Linked DNA regions of Mus musculus: region 2 is linked to region 1. The links are chromatin loops, found by intact Hi-C in ENCODE. Cell type or tissue: heart. All regions are shown on one strand. Links, peaks and the distances in the headings refer to the core of each region. The heading gives the core; the rest is flanking DNA.

Region 1 (2,802 bases), core at 202-2,701:
CACATCAACCACCCCAACACTGACCTGAGTAAGCATCCAGTAGAGCTGGCCATCTTCAGCCTCGAGGGCTACCTTCAGCAGGAGGTATCAACAGCATTTAGGGCTCAGCCTGAGTCAAGGAGACAAAGATCTGAACCCAGAGCCAACCCCAAACATCCCTGGGGCTCCCCATGCTTCCTTCCTGGCAGCACTCCCAAGTTGTTTGTTTGTTTTGTGCTATTTCTGAGCCAGAGACACCTCTTCCCTCCAACCTGTATTAATCCCAGGCTAGACTCCCAGACTCCCCTTGGGCTACATAGAGAGGTTTCTGCAAGCCGGTTCTAAACACTCATAATGAACCAAGCCAAGCTGGATACAGTAGGGTAAAGGAGAAGGTCCCTGCAGAGCCTTGCCCAGCACCTAGTGTGGTCTGCAGTATTCTTCACACAATCTATACTAGCAAAGGAGTGCTCCTTCCTTTGTGCCTGCTTCACTCTCTGTGACCCTTCCTTCAACCAGCCATCTCCTAAACTCTGCCCTTCATCGAGTGAGAGGCTGGACTTCCAGGGAAAGTTCAGGACACTCCACCCCCCTCCCACCCCCCACGAGACTCATATTATCTGGTCACCTCACTGTCCACCTAGTCAGGGCCACGTTTTTGAAGTATCTGAGAAGGTCTGGCATCATGGTGGGTGCTAGTAATCTCATCACTCAGAAGGCTGAGACCAGCCTGGCATACAATAAAGAATTTTCTGCCAACCTGTTCCCGAGGAGGAGGGAAAACTAAGGGAAACGTGGCTTATGTTTGCAGGTGGACCACTTTGGCACAAGACTCCCCTTCCTCTGAGACCTGCCTGACCCCTGTGTATTTCTGCCCTAGTTGTAATTACCCATGTTTTTTGAGTGCTCACGTGGTTGTGTTCACACAGTGGGATGGAGCCGACAGTCCCCAGCGGGCAGGGGAGATGTCCGGGTGGGAGTAGAGGTCGTTTCCAAGCGGCTTTTCATTGGAAGCTGTCAAGAACTGGATGTCATAGGTAGGGGGGCAGCGCCGCCCTGGGGAGCACACCGGTGGGTCTGGAGCCCCGCCCCCTGATTTCCCGGGATGAGTGACCTGAGGCAAACCACATCGCCTAGGAGCTTCTTCTGCAAAGTGTAGAGCTGGACTTCCACCTCCAGGGGTCGTGGAGAGGACAAACGCGGATGCTGCAGGTAAGGCCCTTTGCGGCCGCAGCTCTCCATGACCCTTTTCCCTGGGCCGCACTGGGGCAGGGGAGGCGCACTCTGGGAGGGCGTCCTCTCGCGAACAAAGGCTAAGGGAAGGAGAGAAATCCGTGACAGGTTCAGTCCAGGCGGGCCGAGAGAGGGAGACCCTTGCATACTAGGACAGTAGACGCTGGTTAGAGTGCCGCGAGGCAGAGGGTTCTTGGGGATACCAGGAGCCCTGAGCTGGGAAGGCTTCCTGGAGGTGGGGAGCTGCGGCGTGCGTGGCCCCTTTAAGAACCGATGCCCGAGAAGCTTGGGGCGCGGGGGACGGAGGGCGGTGGCAGAGAGACCCACGGCCGCCGCCAGGGCTCCGCACCCAGCGCCCGCTCCGCTGACGTCACCTGCCCCCGAGCGGCTCACTCTGATTGGCTGCAGGTGACGTCAGGGGCTTTTTCGCTCGGCATGACCTCATCCCCACCGGCAGCCCCGCCCTCCGCCCCGGGCCTGTCACTCGCGGCTCCCGCGGTGGCCGAGCCGGCTCCGCGGACCCCCGCCCCACCCGGACGCCGGACGCCGGACGCTGAGCCGGGCCGGAGCTGCCGGCCGCGCCCGCCAAGTCGCGGGCTGGGATGCGCGCCGTGAGCGCGCGTGCCCGACCGCAGTACGCGCGCTCCGTCCCGAGCGAGCGCTCCCCGCGGTGGCGGCGACGACGGCGGCGGCGGCGGCGACGCGCCCCGCGCGCCTCTCCGGCCCTTGCCCCGGCTACGCGGGCCCCCGACGGGCCCATGGGTGGCGGAACGGAGCGGGCGCCCTGAGCGCGGCACCGGCGTTGGGGGCAACCCCAGGGCAAGCGAGAGCCAGGTGAGCCAGGCGCTGACAGCGGTCGAGTCCTAAGCCGGGTGTGGGCCCAGGACGTGCGGAGGTTTTTGCGGTTGTGTGCCCTGAAGGAAGAAGCTCTTTGGAGCACCGAGAATAAATGGCTCTGCCCCGCGAGCGGCGCGCGCTGCAGATCCGCGCCTGCAGTGCGCTGTCTTTCTCGGCATATTCCTTCTTATCTGGAGGGATATATATAAGAGACCTAGGGATTCGCGGGGGAGGGCTGAGATCCAGCACAGATCGGTGAGAGTCCCTGCGAAGCGCCCCCGCTGGCAGCCAGATTTGGAGAAGGTCGTCCGCGGCTGCAGCGGGCAGGGGGATGCGAAACCTCCGACGCCAGAGGGTCGGCTCCGGCCTGCGGTAGGCTCCTTATCTGGAGAGGAAGCTATAGGACCCCCCCCCACTCTTCGACTCGCATGGCTGTCCCGTCACCCCCACTTCATGGTGCTCCACTCGCCTCTGCGGATAAAGAACATCCTTACCCGACGCAGAGGCTGTAGGCGCGATGCTGGGGGAGGGGCCGGCACGGCTGCCTCCTGCAGCCTGTCTCCCTGGCCTCTCTGCCTACCTTGGGAGGGAGCGGCCAGTCAGATGCTGCTGGTACCCTTGTGCCAAACCTTGCAGGTGGAGGAGCAAGAACAGGCTCAGCTTCCACTAGATCAGACCTCTTGGAATAAATTGGCCTCTGACTCCTTGTTGACAGGGTGTGCTGCGCCTGCAGCAGATAGATTGGGGGCCTTG
Region 2 (2,802 bases), core at 25-2,524, 170 kb after region 1:
TCTTTGTTCCACTTCTCATCTCAGGGGTGGGTTGCATGTTTTAATCCTGTATCTATTTTCTGGTAGCTTCCCTTCATATCTTATCATGCACCAGAAAGTATTTCTATCAACATCAGAAGTGATCCCCTGTGGTCCACCCAGTTGGGGCAACCATTCCTCCAAGGGATGATTACTCTACAGCATTTGGGACAGTCATGGTGTGATGCCAACACACACACACACACACACACACACACACACTGGTGTGTTATTGTTTTGTGGGTCATCTTAGCACCTGGGTGCAGTGCCTACCACTCTCTTGGTAGGTGGGTGTCATTAGCCAAGGTTCCCCCAGAAACAAGAAGAGTCCCATACACTGGATCAGAAAGGCCCCACATACGTATGTGTGCACTTACACCTACACACACAATGCACACATGCCAACTACACTCTGAGACCTGCATGTCTGTATGCCCACTATGTACTACACATTCATGTATGTGCACACAAAACAGATATGTATGTGTGCTACATAACCACACACACATCACAATTCATATGCACAACTATATACCCACACTCCACTACATTTGTCTATAACCACATCATGTACCTTTGTGCAGATATCTATGCTCATACATGTACATGAACTACACACATGTATACATACATACAAAGTCCCTTTGTGTACAATACCTCCACAGTATATGAGGACAAATCATGTGCCACGGCTACACAGGCATGTGGTAGACCCCTCACCTACCTCAGCCACACATATGTGCACACCCTATTGCTCACTCCCACATGGCCTGGCTCTCCTCTCTGCTCTGGCTTTGTCCTCCATGTTTCTCTGGCTTATCTCCTGAAATGCCAAGTCCTTGTGGACCCTTGATAATGCTCTGGAAATAGAGTTGAGGGATGTGGTACAGATGCTGATGGAAACAGGGTGCTGGACTCAGGTGGTCAGTTTTGTCCTCTCAGGGACAGCTATGTCTCTGTCCACTATTGCCCAGAGACTCAGAAAAGGGACACTTACTGTTAGCGCCTGAGCAGCGGCAAACGGCCACCAATTTAAAGGCTGTCCATTGTTGTCTGATGCTCCAGGAGCCCAGTGGACCACGAAGCCGTCAGTCACTGGAGGAATCTCAGCTCTGGGGATACTCTGGCCACATAAACCACCTCCAGATCCTAAAAAAGAAGGGGGTCAGGGTGCCAGTGAAGGGCAGTGCTCCTTCTTGCTGTAGGAGTAAAGCCAGGGCAGGGGAAAGAAACAGAAGATCAATAGAAAGCATTTTAAAAGGAGGGAGGAGGTGAAACTGAGAGACCTGGTGACAAAGATAGATACAGAGACAGAAAAGTCGAAAAGGTGATGGTAAGCTGGCTGGGAAGCTCAAGAGCTGGAAAACCTCATGGCCATCCTGGCTACTGTAGCCTGGCCTTCGAATCCCCTCCCTCCTTCACCCCTCTGGGGGTGCGGAGGGGGGTGGAGACTCTTGCACCTCGACCGCCAGGTGGCGCTAGAGGTCCCCTGACTTGGTTTCTGCAGGCAGGACCGGTGATTTCTGATTTCTGATCAGTGGCCTTTCTTCCCTCTTATTTGGAAACATTGTTCAGAGGAGGCTAGGGAACAATTGTGGGTGTAGGATGGGAGGATGGAGCCTTACAAGAGGCAGGCTCAACACTATGACAGCCTGCAGAAGCAAACACTCTGAGGTGCATCAAATTCAAATGGTCCTAGGAGGTGGCTGGAAGAACTTGAGAACTGGGAGCCCCTCTCTCCATTCTGTTCTTAATGTCCTCTCCCACAGAGCCAGGGTCATAGAACACAGTGTTCCCACCTGGACATCTTTTCTCCATAATCAGCTGACTGAAACAGTCACTCTTTCAGCTATATTATCTTTTCAAGGGGTTCTGAAGTCCACTCTAAAACCATGAATCACAGCCAGGTGCATCTACTTCTGTGAGGTTGTCCTCCTGCCTCTGTTGTGACGTTTTCTGGGGGAGACGTGAACAAAATGTTTGTTCACTCTAGGTAAGGTATCAAGGGCAGATCGAAGACATCCTTTCCACCCAAGTCTAGCTTGGTGAACCAAGGACTTAAAGCTTCTTTGATAGAACACAGGTTGCAGGTAGCTTCACAAAGGCATCTCTCCTCCCCAACACTTACTGCTTGCGATCTTATACAGTCTTGGTAGAGTTATGAGCTGTAGGCAGCTGGGCACCTAAAAGATGGCGCCGGCTTCCGGTACACCGTCGTAAACAATGGCACTGCGCAGGCGCTAGCCCGAATCTGGCGCCAACCCCTCCCAAGCGGGTGCATACAAATCAATCTGCTGGCAGACTGACCAATCCCAGGAGGACACATAGCTCTCCCCAGTGCTGGGGTGTATATAAGCAGTCCTCCCTGGCTTTCCCGGGTTCCCGTAGCATCGAGGTGTTCCTGAAATAAAGAAGGCTGTTGAGAAGAATCCGACCGTGTTGTGTTTTTCTTGCTGGACGAGGTGAGCACAACAATGGCCCTATGAATTGCCACAGACTATCCCCCTTTTGGGTCTCCTATCTGTGTGGAACGGGTCTCTGGTTGCAGGTGGACAAGGAGTCAGCGAATGACAAACAGAAGCGACGCAAGAGATTGTGCAGAATCTGAATGCAATTTGTCAAATCAAGCATCAAGCTTTTTATACAGAAGAAAATAGGGAAGTTGGGTGACACAACTTTGGCAAGGTACAAAGAGGTTACTGGATTCTTACACAAAACAGAGGAATGTAAACACAAAAGTACTGGCAGGAACCAACTGGGATAAAATTCAATGTTAACAACTGG

The links. Peaks named below come from ENCODE experiments on the same cell type or tissue, not always from the same donor. Only the 100,000 strongest peaks of a DNase experiment are listed, where the experiment ranks them.
Region 2: a loop joins it to region 1, with 1.8 times the contacts of the local background. A loop is called at or near these places in 1 of 42 quality-filtered maps.

Annotation. Positions count from the first base shown.
Region 1 is chr7:142,094,167-142,096,968 of GRCm38, reverse strand. It overlaps Dusp8 (dual specificity phosphatase 8), which reads left to right and starts at 1,685. Exons shown (of 7, transcript NM_008748.3): 1 at 1,685-2,046. Gm32786 (a long non-coding RNA gene) reads right to left here. Exons shown (of 7, transcript XR_870057.3): 1 at 2,630-2,802; 2 at 891-1,292; 3 at 25-109. In heart, for the core only: CTCF peaks have their summits at 1,165 and 1,483; DNase peaks (open chromatin) are centred at 1,628 and 2,618; H3K4me3 peaks cover 1,891 bases; H3K27ac peaks cover 1,882 bases; H3K27me3 peaks cover 1,092 bases.
Region 2 is chr7:141,923,797-141,926,598 of GRCm38, reverse strand. Gm32539 (a long non-coding RNA gene) reads right to left here and starts at 2,296. Exons shown (of 3, transcript XR_378616.3): 1 at 1,818-2,296; 2 at 1,016-1,167. In heart, for the core only: a CTCF peak has its summit at 1,476 (motif pointing right); a DNase peak (open chromatin) is centred at 1,468; H3K27me3 peaks cover 484 bases.